Regions from separate parts of the Homo sapiens genome. Here region 1 is linked to region 2. A link is a contact called in ENCODE Hi-C or POLR2A ChIA-PET data. All regions are on one chromosome and are shown on one strand. The core of a region is the stretch at or near the end of the contact, and the rest is flanking DNA. Distances in the headings are between cores, read along the strand shown. Region 1 holds the start of LINC02009 (long intergenic non-protein coding RNA 2009). Region 2 holds the start of CCR5 (C-C motif chemokine receptor 5).

The links. Hi-C counts contacts between places; a loop is a spot of excess contacts on that map. ChIA-PET counts read pairs that join two places held with the same protein, here RNA polymerase II (POLR2A). Pooled maps may share reads with other maps.
Region 1: a map of heart left ventricle shows a loop between it and region 2 (2.1-fold over the local background). The contact joins the promoter of LINC02009 here to the promoter of CCR5 in region 2. A Hi-C loop is called at or near these places in 7 of 168 maps with a recorded cell type or tissue (Calu3, K562, MCF 10A and 4 more) and 5 of 50 pooled maps. POLR2A ChIA-PET finds 5 or more read pairs at or near these places in 6 of 52 experiments (K562, MCF 10A, OCI-LY7 and 3 more).

The regions. Positions count from the first base shown.
Region 1 is chr3:46,421,748-46,426,642 of GRCh38, forward strand. LINC02009 (long intergenic non-protein coding RNA 2009) reads right to left here and starts at 1,920. Exons shown (of 5, transcript NR_151704.1): 1 at 1,798-1,920; 2 at 938-1,051.
Region 2 is chr3:46,369,137-46,374,481 of GRCh38, forward strand. CCR5 (C-C motif chemokine receptor 5) reads left to right here and starts at 1,810. Exons shown (of 2, transcript NM_001394783.1): 1 at 1,810-1,852; 2 at 3,756-5,345. The coding sequence starts at 3,767. The coding sequence ends at 4,825. It overlaps CCR5AS (CCR5 antisense RNA), which reads right to left. Exons shown (of 4, transcript NR_125406.2): 3 at 2,108-2,281.

The sequences.
Region 1 (4,895 bases), core at 670-3,169, 53 kb after region 2:
GTCGAGTGGTTCATCAAATCCATGATAGATGGCACAGCTTCCAAGCCATGTAAAATATCCACCTCCAGAATGTATTCAGGTATGGGAGAGACATACACAGTGTATAAGCAAGGAGCCAAGTGGCCAATGCCAAGGTACAGAGATACAGGTTTCACTTTCACTGACTGGCCTCCGTAACCTTTAATATATGCAGATTTGCCCAAAAACTTAACTGGGTTCCCATAAACAAGGCTACAATCTATGCCAGTATCTACCAGCACCAGCACCCACTGTACATTGGTGGGGGACCAGTGGATTGCCAATTCCACATGTGGCCTCTGGTCATCTGGTGTCCCCCCAAGCCAGACACCTTTGGCCAGTTCCCTAGTTGAACAGAAAAGGCTCTACATTTCCACCTGGCTGCAGCAAGTAGTCTCTGAGCTGGGTAGGACCAGGTCACACAGCAATGCCTTTCTCCCCTTTGGGCATTTTCCGGAATTGCTGCCCTGCATACAACTGTCTCCGCAAAGTTAGGAGTATTTCATTGGGCTGCTTATCAATTTTCTCTCAGTCAACCCCAGCCAAAATCAAATCTATCCACATCTGTGAGCGTGTCACTCGTTGGGGCCCCCTTTTTTTATGGGGGAGCCCCCTGTGGGTGGGGTAACTTCCCCTTCTTTATGGTGTGGACCCTCCAATCCCCCTGAAGGCCTTCTGCTTCCCTGAGAGCCGCCATGGCAGTGGTTACTTCATGTATGCGGTGCCCTACGTATGGGGTGAGGACAGCAGCTAGGGAGCCAAAGGGGCTCAGGAGCATCAAACCCAACATGAGATCCCTCATGTGGGAGGTGAAACATTTATCATCTGGCCCTCAGGTATTCAGGACAAACATAGCCTGCCGCATACCCATCTCCCGAATGACTTACACCAAATTGGCATATGACTGCCATTTACTCACAGTTTTGGGCATTTCACCAGCATTATTCCACACAGTTCATATGGCTGCCTGTAGCCACTCAGTCAGGGTGTGGTCTCCTTGCGCTGCCACTAACCACCTGCTCACTTGCAGCCGCTGACAGAGAGAGGGGTGAGTCATGGTGGAGGCCAGCTTGTCCATCTCAGAGGTGGAATGGGAGATACCATCTGCTCCCTTGTTCCACAGACGAAGCATCCAGGCAGGCAGGGGTTCCCCTGGACACTGGCAACACTGCTTGCCTAATTCCTGCAACTCAGTTGGGGTACAGGCAATATACGAAATGTGTTGCATTATGGTGGGGAGTCCCTGAGTCCACCCTTGGAGCCCCAGTGGCTGTTCATGATCTACCTTCTGTCAGACCACCGGGTGAGCCCGCAACAGGGGTTCTTCCTCCTTGGTATGAAACTGAGTGGGGATCTCCAGACAAGATGATGGACCCAGGCCTGCATTCATGGTAGCCTCTAATTCCTTTTCCAAGCTCTGAAGCCACACCTCCAGGCATCCTGCCTGCACCTGGAGGTCCCCATTCATGGCAGCCTCTAATTATTTTCCAGATCGGTGTAGCCAGACCTCCAGTCTGCATCCCTCAGGGACTGGGTGTGTACTTTTCTTAGCACAGTTAAAAATGCCCATCCAACTCTGCCAGCAAAGGCTCTCTCCTTCTTGGTGCTCTGCACTTCCAGCTGCTTCAGCGCCTTCTCCATGCTCATGGGGGACCCATCTACTGCCACCCAGGTTTCCACTCAGGCCCACCCTCACAGCACGGCTACCACCGGGTACCACAACCCATGTTGTGGTCACATGGCCAACCTGGAATCAGCAGGGACCGAAGGCTCACTTACCTTAGGATCCTGTTCGTGATGCCAATTGTCAGGTTCTAGCCCAAACTAAAGTCCAAGGGGAGTTGGTGGGTGGGTGGCAGGTAACTGGAAAAACACTCGAGTAGGCGGTTTCGACATGGCTTTATTCTCTCTCTGGGTGCAAGCCATATGTAGTGTCAGCAGGGTAATTTTACCTTTTACAGACAATAGTGGCTTTGAGCCAAGCACGTGCTCATATGAGTGGTCACCTAATGCACCTCACATGGCATGGTTACATAATGTGTGGAGTTGTGTGCCTGCCTCCAAACCCACTGAGTCATGCTGCACCAGAAGGCTGCCTCGGCCTACTCCTGACTAAAGCACAACCATCTCCCTTAGAGTGGGCTAAATCTACTGCTATTTATACTATTAGAAATTTTAACACAGAAGTTTTAAATATTTACATTGTTAATTGATTTTGAAATAATAAGCCCATTACAGGTTAACATAATTAACATACTTTTATTAAAAATATCTGTATTTTTTAAAAGAAAAAAAATTAGCAACAACAGTGATCCTTGGAATCGTCCCACCTCAGCCTCCCAAGTAGCTGAGACCACAGGCGCACATCACCATGCGAGCTAATTTCTATATTTTTTGGTAGAGATGGGATCTTGCCATGCTGGCCAGGGTGGTCTCGAGCTCCTAAGCTCAAGTGATCCTCCTGCCTCGGTCTCCCAAAGTGCTGAGATTACAGGTGTGAGCCACCACTTCTGGCCAGAAGCTGGATTCTCTGTCTTGTTCTCCATCCAATCTGTTAGACTGTCAAATGCCAAATAACCTTTGGAAAATTCTACTCGTAAAATAAGGAGAGAGATAAATAACTTCTGAGTATCATCATTAAAATAGTTTGACCTCATGGACCCACTGGGTCCCATGTGGAGAATAGCTCTAAGCTAAAGAGTAGAATGGCTGGGAGGGGACATAAACATTCAGCCCATAGCTGCTGACCACAATAACACATTTTAAGTCTCTTCCTCTCCTGCTCCTTGTGATTGCAGACAGACTCAATCTGTAGGAGAGCTGTAGAGAGAACAAGCTCAAGCCCCTGATTTTGCCTACAAAGAAAGCTGAGCCCAGCAAAGTTAAGGGACTTACCCAAGGTCACACAGCCACACAGCAGAGCTGGGGCTGAGCTCCAGGTGTCCTGCTACAGAGGCCACTTCTTTCTCCCACTAGGGACTGGCCTGTGATTACTTCAGAAAACAATGGTCAGCTAACTGATTCTGAACGCCCTTTGCTGGTAAAAGCTAATCTCCTGAGGAAAAATGTATGCATTGGCTGGGCGCAGTGGCTCAAGCCTATAATTCCAGCATTTTGGGAGGTGGAGACAGGTGGATCACTTGAGGTCAGGAGTTTAAGACCAGCCTGGCAGTCATGGTGAAACCCCGTCTCTACTAAAACTACAAATATTAAGCTCGGCATGGTGGCAGGCACCTGTAATCCCAGCTACTGGAGAGACTGAGGCAGGAGAATCGCTTGAACCCAGGAGGCGGAGGTTGCAGTGAGCCGAGGTCGCACCACTGCATTCCATCCTGGGCAACAGAGTGAGATTCTGTCTCAAAAAATAATAATAGTAAAATAAAAATAAATAAAAAAATAAGTATGCATCACCTCAGGTGGTCAGTCAGCTTTCCCAAGACCCCAAAGCACACAATGTTCTTTCTGGTATGAGTGACATGGGGTTCACAGCACCACAAAGTCCATGACTTTTCCCTCAGAAGTGAATGCATGGCTAATTATTTTGTATTTTTTGTAGACATGGAGTTTTGCCATGTTGCCCACGCTGCTCTCAAATTCCTGGACTCAAGTAATCCACCCACCTCAGCTTCCCAAGGTGCTGGGATTACAGGCATGAGACACCGCATGACCTGCACCTATAGTCCCAGCTATCAGGAGGCTGAGGTGGGAGGATCACCTGAACCGGGGAAGTTGAACCTGCAGTGAACTGTGATCGCTCCGGTGCACTCCATCCTGGGCAACAGAGTGAGATCCTGCCTCAAAAAAAAAAAAAAAGTGAACACACATGCTGGGGAAGAGGCCTGCAGGCACCCCTGCCAGTTCTGCACCAGAGCACACTGTAGCAGCCCTGCTGTGATGCAGGAAGCAGCTCCAGGTCCTGCAGTCTGAAGCATGGAGCCTGAAGCCTGGAGCCCCCCATCCAATGCTGCGCCATGCTCACCAGTATCCCCCAGCATCAGCACCGAGGCACCAGCTGCAGATAAATTTCTCACCTAAAATGTTGAGAGATGTTGCTAAACTGTCCTTCTAAGGGTATGTATAATAATACGGTCCTGCCGATACTGAATAAGACTATCTGTTTCATTACATCCTCACAATACTGAATATCATTAGCAACTTGAATTTTAAATTGTGCTAATCAATGAAAATGATTGCCTAATTACTAGTGAGTTGAGGTTATTTAACATTAATACTCCTTCTGATGAAATATTTTGCATTTATCACATTTTACATAAATTCTCTCTATATAATTAGCACTAGAATGTCCGACTTGGTTTTCATTGTTCCTCACCTGTTTGGAAACACATTAAGAATGAGGGAGAGAATGGATGGGGACTCACCTAGGGATGCATGGAGCTGGTCGGCAGCCACTCTGAGGCCCTCTTAACACTTCCCCACCACACACTTAATTTCCCCTGGTTTGTCCATAGATACATCCAACAATTTTTATGTAAATAAGAAAGACTCAGCTTTCAATGGAAAATGGTAGGTTGGATTTTATGACTGAAGTGGCAAAAAGAAATAAGGGATTTTATTATGGGGGAGGTCCAAACCCTGGTGAAAAACGAAATTCATTGAAATTGTTTGAAAATTCAAGGATTAAATCAGATTATTTTGGATTCAGTAGGAATTAGATTACTTTAAAGCCCCAGGATACTTTATTCTGTAGAATGCATGGAAAGTATAGAAAAGAGAAACAAAGAGGGAAAGTCATGGCTAATAACCTGGAAGGGGTAAATAGGGAGCCAAAGGCCTGTGGGACGTAACCAACTCAGCATTCCACTGGAGGCTTTATGATCAAATAGCAAGCTATTTATCATGAATGCAGGATGTGGGCA
Region 2 (5,345 bases), core at 560-3,059:
CTACACTTGTTATCATTCCCTCTCCACCACAGGCATATTGAGTAAGTTTGTATTTGGGTTTTTTTAAAACCTCCACTCTACAGTTAAGAAAACTAAGGCACAGAGCTTCAATAATTTGGTCAGAGCCAAGTAGCAGTAATGAAGCTGGAGGTTAAACCCAGCAGCATGACTGCAGTTCTTAATCAATGCCTTTTGAATTGCACATATGGGATGAACTAGAACATTTTCTCGATGATTCGCTGTCCTTGTTATGATTATGTTACTGAGCTCTGTTGTAGCACAGACATATGTCCCTATATGGGGCGGGGGTGGGGGTGTCTTGATCGCTGGGCTATTTCTATACTGTTCTGGCTTTTCCCAAGCAGTCATTTCTTTCTATTCTCCAAGCACCAGCAATTAGCTTTACCTTTTCAGCTTCTAGTTTGCTGAAACTAATCTGCTATAGACAGAGACTCCGGTGAACCAATTTTATTAGGATTTGATCAAATAAACTCTCTCTGACAAAGGACTGCTGAAAGAGTAACTAAGAGTTTGATGTTTACTGAGTGCATAGTATGTGCTAGATGCTGGCCGTGGATGCCTCATAGAATCCTCCCAACAACTCATGAAATGACTACTGTCATTCAGCCCAATACCCAGACGAGAAAGCTGAGGGTAAGACAGGTTTCAAGCTTGGCAGTCTGACTACAGAGGCCACTGGCTTAGCCCCTGGGTTAGTCTGCCTCTGTAGGATTGGGGGCACGTAATTTTGCTGTTTGGGGTCTCATTTGCCTTCTTAGAGATCACAAGCCAAAGCTTTTTATTCTAGAGCCAAGGTCACGGAAGCCCAGAGGGCATCTTGTGGCTCGGGAGTAGCTCTCTGCTGTCTTCTCAGCTCTGCTGACAATACTTGAGATTTTCAGATGTCACCAACCGCCAAGAGAGCTTGATATGACTGTATATAGTATAGTCATAAAGAACCTGAACTTGACCATATACTTATGTCATGTGGAAAATTTCTCATAGCTTCAGATAGATTATATCTGGAGTGAAGAATCCTGCCACCTATGTATCTGGCATAGTGTGAGTCCTCATAAATGCTTACTGGTTTGAAGGGCAACAAAATAGTGAACAGAGTGAAAATCCCCACTAAGATCCTGGGTCCAGAAAAAGATGGGAAACCTGTTTAGCTCACCCGTGAGCCCATAGTTAAAACTCTTTAGACAACAGGTTGTTTCCGTTTACAGAGAACAATAATATTGGGTGGTGAGCATCTGTGTGGGGGTTGGGGTGGGATAGGGGATACGGGGAGAGTGGAGAAAAAGGGGACACAGGGTTAATGTGAAGTCCAGGATCCCCCTCTACATTTAAAGTTGGTTTAAGTTGGCTTTAATTAATAGCAACTCTTAAGATAATCAGAATTTTCTTAACCTTTTAGCCTTACTGTTGAAAAGCCCTGTGATCTTGTACAAATCATTTGCTTCTTGGATAGTAATTTCTTTTACTAAAATGTGGGCTTTTGACTAGATGAATGTAAATGTTCTTCTAGCTCTGATATCCTTTATTCTTTATATTTTCTAACAGATTCTGTGTAGTGGGATGAGCAGAGAACAAAAACAAAATAATCCAGTGAGAAAAGCCCGTAAATAAACCTTCAGACCAGAGATCTATTCTCTAGCTTATTTTAAGCTCAACTTAAAAAGAAGAACTGTTCTCTGATTCTTTTCGCCTTCAATACACTTAATGATTTAACTCCACCCTCCTTCAAAAGAAACAGCATTTCCTACTTTTATACTGTCTATATGATTGATTTGCACAGCTCATCTGGCCAGAAGAGCTGAGACATCCGTTCCCCTACAAGAAACTCTCCCCGGTAAGTAACCTCTCAGCTGCTTGGCCTGTTAGTTAGCTTCTGAGATGAGTAAAAGACTTTACAGGAAACCCATAGAAGACATTTGGCAAACACCAAGTGCTCATACAATTATCTTAAAATATAATCTTTAAGATAAGGAAAGGGTCACAGTTTGGAATGAGTTTCAGACGGTTATAACATCAAAGATACAAAACATGATTGTGAGTGAAAGACTTTAAAGGGAGCAATAGTATTTTAATAACTAACAATCCTTACCTCTCAAAAGAAAGATTTGCAGAGAGATGAGTCTTAGCTGAAATCTTGAAATCTTATCTTCTGCTAAGGAGAACTAAACCCTCTCCAGTGAGATGCCTTCTGAATATGTGCCCACAAGAAGTTGTGTCTAAGTCTGGTTCTCTTTTTTCTTTTTCCTCCAGACAAGAGGGAAGCCTAAAAATGGTCAAAATTAATATTAAATTACAAACGCCAAATAAAATTTTCCTCTAATATATCAGTTTCATGGCACAGTTAGTATATAATTCTTTATGGTTCAAAATTAAAAATGAGCTTTTCTAGGGGCTTCTCTCAGCTGCCTAGTCTAAGGTGCAGGGAGTTTGAGACTCACAGGGTTTAATAAGAGAAAATTCTCAGCTAGAGCAGCTGAACTTAAATAGACTAGGCAAGACAGCTGGTTATAAGACTAAACTACCCAGAATGCATGACATTCATCTGTGGTGGCAGACGAAACATTTTTTATTATATTATTTCTTGGGTATGTATGACAACTCTTAATTGTGGCAACTCAGAAACTACAAACACAAACTTCACAGAAAATGTGAGGATTTTACAATTGGCTGTTGTCATCTATGACCTTCCCTGGGACTTGGGCACCCGGCCATTTCACTCTGACTACATCATGTCACCAAACATCTGATGGTCTTGCCTTTTAATTCTCTTTTCGAGGACTGAGAGGGAGGGTAGCATGGTAGTTAAGAGTGCAGGCTTCCCGCATTCAAAATCGGTTGCTTACTAGCTGTGTGGCTTTGAGCAAGTTACTCACCCTCTCTGTGCTTCAAGGTCCTTGTCTGCAAAATGTGAAAAATATTTCCTGCCTCATAAGGTTGCCCTAAGGATTAAATGAATGAATGGGTATGATGCTTAGAACAGTGATTGGCATCCAGTATGTGCCCTCGAGGCCTCTTAATTATTACTGGCTTGCTCATAGTGCATGTTCTTTGTGGGCTAACTCTAGCGTCAATAAAAATGTTAAGACTGAGTTGCAGCCGGGCATGGTGGCTCATGCCTGTAATCCCAGCATTCTAGGAGGCTGAGGCAGGAGGATCGCTTGAGCCCAGGAGTTCGAGACCAGCCTGGGCAACATAGTGTGATCTTGTATCTATAAAAATAAACAAAATTAGCTTGGTGTGGTGGCGCCTGTAGTCCCCAGCCACTTGGAGGGGTGAGGTGAGAGGATTGCTTGAGCCCGGGATGGTCCAGGCTGCAGTGAGCCATGATCGTGCCACTGCACTCCAGCCTGGGCGACAGAGTGAGACCCTGTCTCACAACAACAACAACAACAACAAAAAGGCTGAGCTGCACCATGCTTGACCCAGTTTCTTAAAATTGTTGTCAAAGCTTCATTCACTCCATGGTGCTATAGAGCACAAGATTTTATTTGGTGAGATGGTGCTTTCATGAATTCCCCCAACAGAGCCAAGCTCTCCATCTAGTGGACAGGGAAGCTAGCAGCAAACCTTCCCTTCACTACAAAACTTCATTGCTTGGCCAAAAAGAGAGTTAATTCAATGTAGACATCTATGTAGGCAATTAAAAACCTATTGATGTATAAAACAGTTTGCATTCATGGAGGGCAACTAAATACATTCTAGGACTTTATAAAAGATCACTTTTTATTTATGCACAGGGTGGAACAAGATGGATTATCAAGTGTCAAGTCCAATCTATGACATCAATTATTATACATCGGAGCCCTGCCAAAAAATCAATGTGAAGCAAATCGCAGCCCGCCTCCTGCCTCCGCTCTACTCACTGGTGTTCATCTTTGGTTTTGTGGGCAACATGCTGGTCATCCTCATCCTGATAAACTGCAAAAGGCTGAAGAGCATGACTGACATCTACCTGCTCAACCTGGCCATCTCTGACCTGTTTTTCCTTCTTACTGTCCCCTTCTGGGCTCACTATGCTGCCGCCCAGTGGGACTTTGGAAATACAATGTGTCAACTCTTGACAGGGCTCTATTTTATAGGCTTCTTCTCTGGAATCTTCTTCATCATCCTCCTGACAATCGATAGGTACCTGGCTGTCGTCCATGCTGTGTTTGCTTTAAAAGCCAGGACGGTCACCTTTGGGGTGGTGACAAGTGTGATCACTTGGGTGGTGGCTGTGTTTGCGTCTCTCCCAGGAATCATCTTTACCAGATCTCAAAAAGAAGGTCTTCATTACACCTGCAGCTCTCATTTTCCATACAGTCAGTATCAATTCTGGAAGAATTTCCAGACATTAAAGATAGTCATCTTGGGGCTGGTCCTGCCGCTGCTTGTCATGGTCATCTGCTACTCGGGAATCCTAAAAACTCTGCTTCGGTGTCGAAATGAGAAGAAGAGGCACAGGGCTGTGAGGCTTATCTTCACCATCATGATTGTTTATTTTCTCTTCTGGGCTCCCTACAACATTGTCCTTCTCCTGAACACCTTCCAGGAATTCTTTGGCCTGAATAATTGCAGTAGCTCTAACAGGTTGGACCAAGCTATGCAGGTGACAGAGACTCTTGGGATGACGCACTGCTGCATCAACCCCATCATCTATGCCTTTGTCGGGGAGAAGTTCAGAAACTACCTCTTAGTCTTCTTCCAAAAGCACATTGCCAAACGCTTCTGCAAATGCTGTTCTATTTTCCAGCAAGAGGCTCCCGAGCGAGCAAGCTCAGTTTACACCCGATCCACTGGGGAGCAGGAAATATCTGTGGGCTTGTGACACGGACTCAAGTGGGCTGGTGACCCAGTCAGAGTTGTGCACATGGCTTAGTTTTCATACACAGCCTGGGCTGGGGGTGGGGTGGGAGAGGTCTTTTTTAAAAGGAAGTTACTGTTATAGAGGGTCTAAGATTCATCCATTTATTTGGCATCTGTTTAAAGTAGATTAGATCTTTTAAGCCCATCAATTATAGAAAGCCAAATCAAAATATGTTGATGAAAAATAGCAACCTTTTTATCTCCCCTTCACATGCATCAAGTTATTGACAAACTCTCCCTTCACTCCGAAAGTTCCTTATGTATATTTAAAAGAAAGCCTCAGAGAATTGCTGATTCTTGAGTTTAGTGATCTGAACAGAAATACCAAAATTATTTCAGAAATGTACAACTTTTTACCTAGTACAAGGCAACATATAGGTTGTAAATGTGTTTAAAACAGGTCTTTGTCTTGCTATGGGGAGAAAAGACATGAATATGATTAGTAAAGAAATGACACTTTTCATGTGTGATTTCCCCTCCAA